3 separate regions of the Homo sapiens genome follow, and all the other regions are linked to region 1. A link is a contact called in ENCODE Hi-C or POLR2A ChIA-PET data. All regions are on one chromosome and are shown on one strand. The core of a region is the stretch at or near the end of the contact, and the rest is flanking DNA. Distances in the headings are between cores, read along the strand shown. Region 1 holds the start of PALS1 (protein associated with LIN7 1, MAGUK p55 family member). Region 2 holds the start of PIGH (phosphatidylinositol glycan anchor biosynthesis class H). Region 3 holds the start of PLEKHH1 (pleckstrin homology, MyTH4 and FERM domain containing H1).

Region 1 (3,275 bases), core at 350-2,849:
GACACAGCCCTCAGGAGATCCTGAAAACACGTGCCCCTGTGATGAGATTTTTAATCAAAATCATAATTCAAGATCATGTAAAAGCTAAACCCACTGTACTGACTTGGGTCACCCTCAAGTAGAACTTATATATTCTCTCCCGTTTTAACATTCTAAAACAAATTAATGTTAATCAATCCACCTTAATTTGTCAAGTTCAAGTCCGTCTTGCCAAAACTAATTCAGGTACATGGTAAAATTTACCAGATTTTTAAAGATAAAATAATGAATTGCTTTTCCTATTTTTGCCTGTTTTATCTATAAATCTCTTACATTATAATTTAATAGCTCATCCTGCCGCAAATAGAAAGCCTATAAAACCTATCCACAATAGCTATGTCCACAGGGATCTAGTAAAAAAAAAAAATCGTAGTTCTTAATTCAAGGAAGCTTATTTAATAAGTTTCATTACCACCAATACTTCAAAGACACCAATAACCAACACGTCATTTGTTCCTATTGCATAATTTAACAGGTTATTAACTTCTGGTATAATCCAAAAGCATAATTAGTAAACTATCATTAAAACATGATATTGCTTTTTTAAAAAATCAGAAATATTAACACCTTTCACTGCGTCAGTCAAATCAAAATTTCAAAATTTTTGTTCAACTGACTTTCCAAATCTAAATTCTTACTATTCTAAACGAGTATGGAGACAAAACACACACTCCATACTACATCTAAAAACTTCCTAGCCATCAGATTTTAATTTTAGCATAAACTGCCAAGAAAAACCTTTTGACCGAAACCTACATTCCGTACACATTACTGTATGTCAATCAACAGAAGGTGAGTTATGATCATTAGAAAGTTACATAATTTACTACAAAGATCGTTTAAAGCAAACTTCATTAAACGTAGGTTATAACAATTTACATGCTTCAAAGTTCAACGTGCAACCTTAAAGTATCAGAAACCATGAACAAAACTAGGCTTTTCTTTTAAAGTGGTCACAAGGAAGCAGGAACTGTTTGCGTGTTTAAGAACGCAATGAGCAGCAGAATACCAGCAGCTGAGTCAGGCAGAGGAACGCTGACTACATTCTGACTTCTAAAGGAAAGCGTTCCCTCGCCGATTTCCCAGACCCGGCCGGGAGAGTCCCGCGCGTCGCGACCTCGGAGAGAGGGCGCAGGGGGCAGACGACTCCCCGCCGCGCCCCCTGCACCTCGGGCTCGGCTGGCTGTGGCCCGCGCCAAGGTGCATGCCCAGCCAAGCAGAAGGAGCGGGCACCGCGCAGGCAGCGTTGCTCCGAGGGACAAAGGTTGGGCTCACACCCTCCACGGCCGCAGCTCGCGCGCCTGAGGAAGCCCGCCTGGCTGCCAGGGGTCTCCCGCTGGCCGGAGTTTGCGCAGCGTGTGGGGGAAGGGGAGCCCGGCCGCCCGCCCCTCCCCCGCCGCGCTCCCAGGGACCTGTTGATTAAGATCTCTACAGCCCAGCCGCCGCCGATCCGCCTCTTACCTCCACGCCTCGGCTCCGCGGAGCCTCCCGCCCCGGCCGCTCCTACGCACTGCAGAAGCGACAGCCCTCCGGCGGCCCTTGAAATTCCGGATAAAGAATCCAGAAACTCCCGACTCCCCACCTCAGAATCCTTAGTCCCCGCCCCCGCCCCACCGCCTGCCTCCTCCGTCGCCGCCGTCACCGCCGCAGCCGCCAGCAACTCCACTTCTAGACCGCGCGAGACCGGCCCCTGCGGCCGCCGCGAGACCGCGCACGCGCCCCCGGGACTCTGGCGCAGTGGGCGCGCGGATCCGAGTCCCACCCCGCCCGTGAGAGGCTGGCGCGGCTTGCCCAATCCCGAGCCGGAGCGGAGAGAGCGCCCGCTCATTGGTCCTCTCCGCAGCTCCAGCCGGGTGCGCGCAGTCGCGCGCCTCTAAGTCTAAAACGCGGACTGCTCCGGGCTAGCTGGCCCGGTAGAGCCCCTTCGGGATTTGGCCGGCGGGCTTTGTGGGGACGCGAGGCTTCCCTGGGTTTCTACATCCCTTGGCTCTTGTCTCTGGATGACGTATCCTGAAGAAAATCTGATTCCTCTTGAAGAGATTCCTCATGTCCTGTCAAGTTAGTCACCCAATCTAACATTTGTTTTTTTTAAAAAATGACATAAACACCTGGATGTGTGCAGTGTCCCGCAGAAGACTGCATAAAGCCAGCAGCTGCACTGATTTCTGAAAACCAGAAAGCAAGGATAGCAAGGACTAGAACTATTTCCCAGAAGTCTCCCGAAGGGACAGAGTTACGCAGATCAGCCCGTGCTCCGGGCATGGCTGGCGCCCTCGGGACCTGGATGTGCCACCCTTGGAATGGGGCAGGACTCAGGCGGGTGCGGGCGGAAGTCAGAGCAGATTGGAGGACGTTCTAAGGAGAAACACCAGCAATGTGTCTCGACACTTGCAATAAAAGCCCTCGGATGGTCTCTGTCTTGACAGTACCTTCCGAGCAAGCCCATTCCACATTTGAACACTTGCAAGGTTTGTTAATCGACCTCTCCTTCTATGAGGCCAAACTATGCCTGTGACTCCAGCCCGGGGGCACAGTTTCCCCCAGGGGCACAGTCCTCCCTCAAAGCCTTCGTATATGCCATTTCCATTTCTCTCGGTTTTCCTCATTTTGTCCCACGGTGTTTTTCCATCTCGCAATGTCCTCAGGTCCTGATTTTCAAGCTCTTTCACATTCTTCCCCATTACGCTCCTCTGGACAGCCTATGGGTTGTGGTGTCCCTCACTAAGGACACTGTGATGGCCTGAACGAAGCAAACCGTTGTTCCTGGTGGTGAAGATCTTTGGGGATGCCTACCCTTCCCAGATTTGTTATCCTTCTCAAATCTGATCAGCATTCTGTCCAAGTGTTTAATAAGACAGAGCGGAGGACAGAACTCTGCTGCATGCCACTAAAGACCTTAATGCTCCTGCCATCAAAAATTTCTCAGTAGGCTTCGAATACAGGTGGACGACACAACCGAACTGTCTTCTTGGCCCATATTCCTCCATAAAGATGCCATGAGAACTGGTGAAATGCCTAACTGAAATCCAGATAAAGTCTCCAGGATTCCTAGAAACTACTAGCCATACCCCAAAAGAAAAAACGGTTACTGTGTGTGACTTACTTCCTTTTCTAAGTTCTTTTGTTTTTGTTTTTGTTTGAGACGGAGTTTCGCTCTTTTGCCCAGGCTGGAGTAAAGTGGCGCAATCTCGGCTCACTGCAACCTCCGCTCCCCGGGTTCAAGCGATACTCCTCCC
Region 2 (3,275 bases), core at 776-3,275, 360 kb before region 1:
GTGAGTTCTCTCACGAGATCTGACGGTTTAAAAATGTGGCACTTCCCCACTCCCCTCCTGCTGCCATGTAAGACATGCCTGGCTTCCCCTTTGCCTTCCACCATTATTGTAAGTTTCCTGAGGCCTTGCCAGCCATGTGGAACTGTGAGTCAATAAACCTCTTTTCTTTATAAATTACCGAGTCTCAGGTAGTTCTTTATAGCAGTGTGAAAACGGACTAATAAAAGGAGTGTATTAATTGTCAGATTCGGGGCACAGAAATAAAACTAGAAAAATAAAGAAGTGCTTGAAGAAATCCTTTAGGAAAAAAGAAAGGGAAATAAAATTCTGAATGAAGATGAAGAAACGGAACCTTTCATCAGAGAGACTTAAAGCTGGTGAGACCTTTATGCCATGGATCTTTTTTTTTTTTTAAATGAATATAGACACAGTCTTGCTCTGTTGCCCAGGCTGGTCTTGAACTCCTAAGTTCAAGTGATTCTCCTGCCTCAGCCACCCGAACAGCTGGGATTACAGGCATGCTCCACCATGCCCAGGTAATTTTTTTGTATTTTTAGTAGAGATGGTTTCACCATGTTGGCCAGGCTGATCTTGAACTCCTGACCCAAGTGATCTGCCCTCCTCAGCCTCCCAAAGTGCTGAGATTACAGGCATGTGCCACCATGCCCAGCCCATCACAAGTGTTTTGACAGTCCACATAGCCACTCCTGGGCCACATCAGAAGTAAAAATGGAACTCATAGGCCACTATTACTCATGAGTTTAGTAATTTTATTATCCATTTCTTCTGCATCTCCCGCTCCTGCTTAATTCCCAGCCAGGTCTTGCCTGTCTACCACGGTCCAAGCAGTCATTTGGGAGACAGAACTCCCAGGCAGTGAAATCCAAACTCCTTACCAGACCCTACAAGACCCTCTTGGATCTGACCCCTACCTGCCTCCCCAGCTTCCAACTGTTTTCCCCACACACCAACCTTTCTCGCCTTTTGATTATTTCATTAAGCCAAGCTTGTTCCAACTTCGAGGGGTTTGCCTTTCCTGGTCTTTCTTTCTGGCAAATTCCTCCTCCAGAGCTCCTTCAGTCCTGTCTGGCTCGTCACCCTTGTAACTCAGTGTCCTCTTACTTAGAGACTTCGCCTGACTGCCCTATGTAAAGTCCTCAGTCCATCCCTGCCAGTCAGCATAGTATTGCCAACGATACTCTCTTATTTCCATATTGTCTCCTACTAGAAAGGAAGCTGCCCGAGGGCAGAGACTGTCATCAACATCGTTCACTGCTGCATCCTCAAGCACCTCAAACTACCCGGCACAGGAAAAGAGTAAGTGAAATGAATACCCGTGGGCTCTCCTTGCGGCTCACTCTGGCTTAGAGAAATCGGCTTGCCAAGCAAAAGCATGATTAAAACTGTGGGTTTGGGCTGGGTGCGGTGGCTCACGCCTGTAATCCCAGCACTTCGGGAGGCCGAGGCGGGCGAATCACCTGAGGTCAGGAGTTTGAGACCAACCTGGCCAACATGGTGAAACCTGTCTCTACTAAAAATACAAAAATCAGCAGGGCGTGGTGGCGCGCGCCTGTAATCCCAGCTACTCAGGAGGCTTAGGCAGGAGAATCGCTTGAACCCGGGGGAAGCAGGTTGCAGTGAGCCGACGTCGCGCCATTCCGTCTCAAAACAAAAACAAACTGTGGGTTTGTTTTGAGACAGGGTCTTGCTCTCTCGCACAGGCTAGAGAGCAGGGGCATGATCTCCGCTCACTGCAACCTCGACCTCCCAGGCTCAAGCGATCCTCCCGCCTTGGCCTCCCAGTGCTGGACTACAGGCCTGAGTCAACGCGCCCGGTCTAAAAACGATTTTAATCTTTCCACTTAACTATTGCCCCGACGAGGTTTTTTCGAAGACAGTCAAGGCCGGCCCGGAAGAACGCACAACCATCAGCCCCCAGCAGAGCTCTCGGCGCGCAACTGAGGCTGCGCAGGCTTAGGGCGGGGCGTGGTGACGCGGCTGCCGGAAGCGGGTCTGGAGCGGGCGAGACGGCCAGGGCCGGCGAGCGCAGTGCAGCGCCGCGCGGTGCGGGCGGCCGAGTGGGGGCGTCATGGAGGATGAGCGGAGCTTTTCGGATATCTGCGGCGGCCGCCTGGCGCTGCAGCGCCGCTACTACTCCCCGTCCTGCCGGGAATTCTGCCTCAGCTGCCCTCGGCTCTCGCTGCGTTCGCTCACCGCTGTCACCTGCACGGTGTGGCTGGCGGCCTACGGACTCTTCACCCTCTGCGAGGTAATGGCAAGTCGGCCCCTCCCCGCGCTCGAAGGAGGGGGTTCGGCTTTGGGAGGGTCTTTGGGGTCTTTGGTCGAGCCCGGACCTCTGGTCGGCCCCTCCTACAGTGATAGGACAGGAGGGCGGGAACTCACGGGTTCTGGGGACGATATTCCGCTGCTGGACAGCTCTTTAAATGACGTTTAGTGAAATGTGTGCTCCTGGATAGTACATTCCCCTTCCGTGGCTGTGCTCTGCTCCGTGGGTTCACTCAGCATACATCTAGTTCTTGCGCGACGGCCTAAAACTTTAACTGCCATGTGTTCTATGTAGTATAGGCGCGCAGTAATTTAATTCCAAGAGTTCAAGGAACTACTAAGTGGGTCTTCCTCGTCCATCCCTTCTGCTCCTCAAAGTAGTACTGCTAACAATACTTTACGTAGACTTCCACAAACTGTCTTTGCCTCCACAAGTGTGTGTGTTTATCTGTGTGTATAGATAGAGTGTTATAGTTCTTCCTAATCTCTGTTTTTCAAGGGAGTTTTTTAACCCTCCCTCCTCCCAAACCCTTCCCCAATTTCAAGTACTTTCTAAAGGTTTATGAAATTTTGGACGTGTGTGATAGCTGTGCTCAATTTCCAGATTCATTCCTGTTTTCTCTGAGCCTCAATTTTCTACATCTCTAAAATAGAATTCATGCCTGCCATACCAGCTTCATGATATTGTGAGGGTTAAATGCAGTAACTTTGTGACAGCTCTCAAATAAAAAGAATTATCCTAATTTTCAGGATAAGTTCTAGTTTCATATGTAGTGCCTGAATTGAATGTATTATCCCAGAAGTGATCTAATCAGAGCTAAGTACAGCAGGGCTATTTATTTTTGTAACTTGGATATTGTTTCCATTACTGCATCCATTCGCTTTTTTGCTGTCAAAGCGTGTTTCAGAGCATGGTAATTTAGCATAGAAATATGCAGAATTAAGACTGCCCTAATTGCAGGAAACTATCTAACTATCTAAACCGTATG
Region 3 (3,275 bases), core at 561-3,060, 290 kb before region 1:
TCAACAATATAACTTAGAGATATTCCTACATCAAAGTATATATCTGCCACATTTTCTCTGCACGCTTTATAACAGCTTTAATGTATCCTATCGTGTGGCTTTTACATGATCTTATTGAAGGGTTCCTTATTGATGGACATCTAGATTGTTTCCAACCTTTTGCTAAACAATGCTGCAATGAATATTCAATGATGTACACCATTTCATATACATCAGAGTATATCTGAAGGATAAAGTCCCAGAAAATGGAATTTAGGGGTAAATGATGTACACTTTAAATTGCCAGACATTTCTTTGGATTTTTTTTTTTCTATCAGGAATGGGAGGAACATGCTCTCCCCTACAGCTGGTGACTTCTGAAGAGGGCAGAAGAGGCTCCACATTTTTTCAGCTTAGTTGTTAGTTTCAATGAGTTTGGGGCCACAGGCTGCACCCCACAATTGCCCAACTCTGAGCAGGCCCCCTCAGCAGTCTATGGGAAGGTGGTAGAAGTGGACTGAACCATACGTTAGGAATTTAGGAGGCTTGGGTTTCAGTTATGGCTCTTCCACTTTTTAGCTATGTGACCATGGGCATATCACAACAATTTTTTTTTTAACAGACAGGATCATCAGCCTCCCAAGTTAGCTGGGACTACAGGCCCACACCACCACACCCAGCTAATTTTTAAATTTTTATTTATTTGTAGACACAGGGTCTCCCTATGTTGCCCAGGCTGGTCTTGAACTCCTGGCATCAAGCTCTCCTCCTGCCTTGGCTTCCCAAAGTGCTGGGATTACAGGCATAAGCCACTGCAACTGGCCTAAATCACAACTTTTCAGAGTCCCAGCTTCCTCCTTTGGAAAAATGGGGCCAATAATATGCAGAAACACTAATACCGATGTTCTATAAAGCGTTCAGTGATGGTACTAGCCCTATACACAGTGTCTGTCACATAGAAGACAGTCCAAACAGTTTGATGAAGGAACTGATAATTCTCCCACTGAATTTTTTAAATGGTCTTTCAAGTGTTTTACCTGAACCAAGGCTCTGTCTTGGAAGAGTTTTATGAGGTGGATTCATAGTAAAAGCTATGGAGGAGATATCCTGGCAAGCAGAAATCCCACAAGGAGAGGAGTTTCCTTCCAGATGAGGCTCTTCACCGCCTCTGCCACCCCCACTAAGGCCCCTGGTTCCTGGTGACCGAGTCCTCGCTAAGACTCCTAGGACACAATGCTCTGTGTCATTCGGCGCCCAACCTGTTTTCTTTTCTGCTTGAATGACCTGCTCCTAGGAGTCGAGCCTGAGCCATAGGGTCCCAAAGACAACACTCAGAAATCACAGAAGAAATAACCTGAGGTGAGATGGGGAGGGGTGCGGGAAGGGGTGAAAGGGAGCGAGCACCGATAGCAAGGTGGCAGCCTGCACGTCCGCTCCGAGGGCCCTTCCCAGGAGCGGCTGGATCTGACCGATCCCCAAGTCCAGGTACTCCCGGGGGAGGCTCCTCCTGGCCTCGCGGCGCGAGTCCCCTGGGGCGCCCGGCTTCCCAAGCCAGACCCGCGCTCCAGCGCTCCCCGCCGCTGGGAGCTCGCTTCCAGGTAGGGAGGCACCTGCTCCGGATCGTCCTCTGGGCCCGAGGGGCCGTCCCCCGCGCGCAGCCTGACGCCCTCCGCCGCGGCGCAGCCCCAGCCCACCACAGCGGCGGGAGCGCGGGTCGCTCACCTCCAGCGAGCTCGCGGCCGTCCCCGCCGCGCACTGGGCACACGGGCGCCCTCGGGCCGCCGCCGCAGCCGACCTTGCGTCGCTCTCGCCGGAGTCCCGGGCTGCCGCCGGTTCTCCCCTCCCCGGCAGCAGGGGTCGTGGGCTGCGGGGCGGGGCGAGGCTGGAGCGGGAGGGGTGCCCGCGGGCTCGCTGCACAAAGCCCGGCCGAGCCTTGCTGCGCCCCATTCAACGCTCCGCCGGGCGCCCTCCTCCCCTCGGCTCCCCGCCCGCTCCTTAAAGGCAGAGCGCTGGGCTCAGCTCTCCAGGCAGCTCGCGGAGAGGCACAGGAAATGACCTCAGCAGGCTCCAGCCTCCCACTTCTCCGCACCGCTGGGCTCGTCCCTGGGGCGGCAGGGAGGGCGGCGGGGTGTCCCGGGCGCCGGCCCGGAGCTCTCCGAGGAGGCCGCACCAGCTGCCGCAAGGGGTGGCCAGAGCGCCCCGGGGATCTGCTTGACCCCAAATAGCGGGGGACCCTCGCGGGCTGCGGGACAAGACCAGACCGTCTCCGCCAAAGGTTCCAGCATTCTCCTGGCCACCTGTGGGAACTGTAACGTCTGGATATTTGGAACAGAAGTCCATATTTCAGTCTGGCAGACCAAATGTTCTGAGTTGCAATTTGCAGGAGAAAAAGAAAAAATAAGTTACGACAGCCCAGAGAGTAACTTACTTGCTTATTTTCTGGTCTCGCTATGTTGCCCAGGCTGGACTCGAACTCCGGAGCTCAAGTGATCTTCCCGCCTGGGCCTCCAGGCCGGCTTATGTATATGTTATTTTAAAGGAGGGCCCAGGAGGACCCTGGCTGCCAGGCAGTTTGCAGGGCAGTCATCAGCGTGCCCATGTGCTCCTCGTTCTCAGACATTTGCAGATCTCAGATCGCCCAAAGCAATCTCATACCCAGAGGGGTTGGAAAACTCAACATTTGGCTAGGTGAGCCTGGAGTAAAGAAGATGCAAATAGAGACCATTGCAGGGAGGGATCCACACTTCAAAACAGAGCCTTCTTCCTCAACCCTGCAGGCTCTCTGTCAGTGAAGGACTGAACAGAAGCAAAATACCATCAGCGCCTGTTTCTCCAAATGGTCCTTGGAAGACTCATCCCAGGCACCATGAAGAACACCCCCACCCTGGGTTTGAATCTGAATCTCTAACTAAAGTACCCCAGGCCATTCTCACGTAGAAGTTTTGAGAGCCCAGACACTAAGGAAAGCTGGTAGTGCAGGAGGCCAAACGTGAGAATTTAACTGGGCCAATGGGACTTCAATGGCTGAACTTGCAAACAGCTTTATAGCTCGTGGGGATTGGGATAGATTAGCCCCATTTTGTGGGACAATGCTCAGGCTATCCACTTCAACATTCCAGAAGTTGCATAAGGAAGCCCAAAAACACGTTCTCTGGATTTTGCTAAGAAGACATTAATTCATTCATTCACTTTTTTTTTTTTTTTTTTTTTGGACATAGGTTCTTCTTGTTCTGTTCTCCAGGCTGGATTGCAGTGGCACAATCATAGCTCACTGTAACTTGAACTCCTGGGCTCAA

What was found. Hi-C counts contacts between places; a loop is a spot of excess contacts on that map. ChIA-PET counts read pairs that join two places held with the same protein, here RNA polymerase II (POLR2A). Pooled maps may share reads with other maps.
Region 2: a map of naive thymus-derived CD4-positive, alpha-beta T cell shows a loop between it and region 1 (8-fold over the local background). The contact joins the promoter of PIGH here to the promoter of PALS1 in region 1. A Hi-C loop is called at or near these places in 1 of 168 maps with a recorded cell type or tissue (naive thymus-derived CD4-positive, alpha-beta T cell), 4 of 37 single-sample maps with no recorded cell type and 13 of 50 pooled maps. POLR2A ChIA-PET finds 5 or more read pairs at or near these places in 1 of 52 experiments (naive thymus-derived CD8-positive, alpha-beta T cell).
Region 3: a pooled map shows a loop between it and region 1 (2.1-fold over the local background). The contact joins the promoter of PLEKHH1 here to the promoter of PALS1 in region 1. A Hi-C loop is called at or near these places in 1 of 50 pooled maps. POLR2A ChIA-PET finds 5 or more read pairs at or near these places in 3 of 52 experiments (B cell, T-cell and activated T-cell).

What each region holds. Positions count from the first base shown.
Region 1 is chr14:67,239,759-67,243,033 of GRCh38, reverse strand. PALS1 (protein associated with LIN7 1, MAGUK p55 family member) reads right to left here and starts at 1,599. Exons shown (of 15, transcript NM_022474.4): 1 at 1,501-1,599. LOC124903330 (a long non-coding RNA gene) reads left to right here and starts at 1,625. Exons shown (of 2, transcript XR_007064217.1): 1 at 1,625-3,275. It also overlaps a transcript of GPHN not described here. RefSeq lists a silencer at 1,018-1,987 and an enhancer at 1,968-2,247.
Region 2 is chr14:67,599,018-67,602,292 of GRCh38, reverse strand. It overlaps PIGH (phosphatidylinositol glycan anchor biosynthesis class H), which reads left to right and starts at 2,025. Exons shown (of 4, transcript NM_004569.5): 1 at 2,025-2,269. The coding sequence starts at 2,090. It also overlaps a transcript of GPHN not described here. RefSeq lists an enhancer at 2,028-2,347.
Region 3 is chr14:67,531,825-67,535,099 of GRCh38, reverse strand. PLEKHH1 (pleckstrin homology, MyTH4 and FERM domain containing H1) reads right to left here and starts at 1,810. Exons shown (of 29, transcript NM_020715.3): 1 at 1,702-1,810. It also overlaps a transcript of GPHN not described here and a transcript of TMEM229B not described here. RefSeq lists a silencer at 1,717-2,186.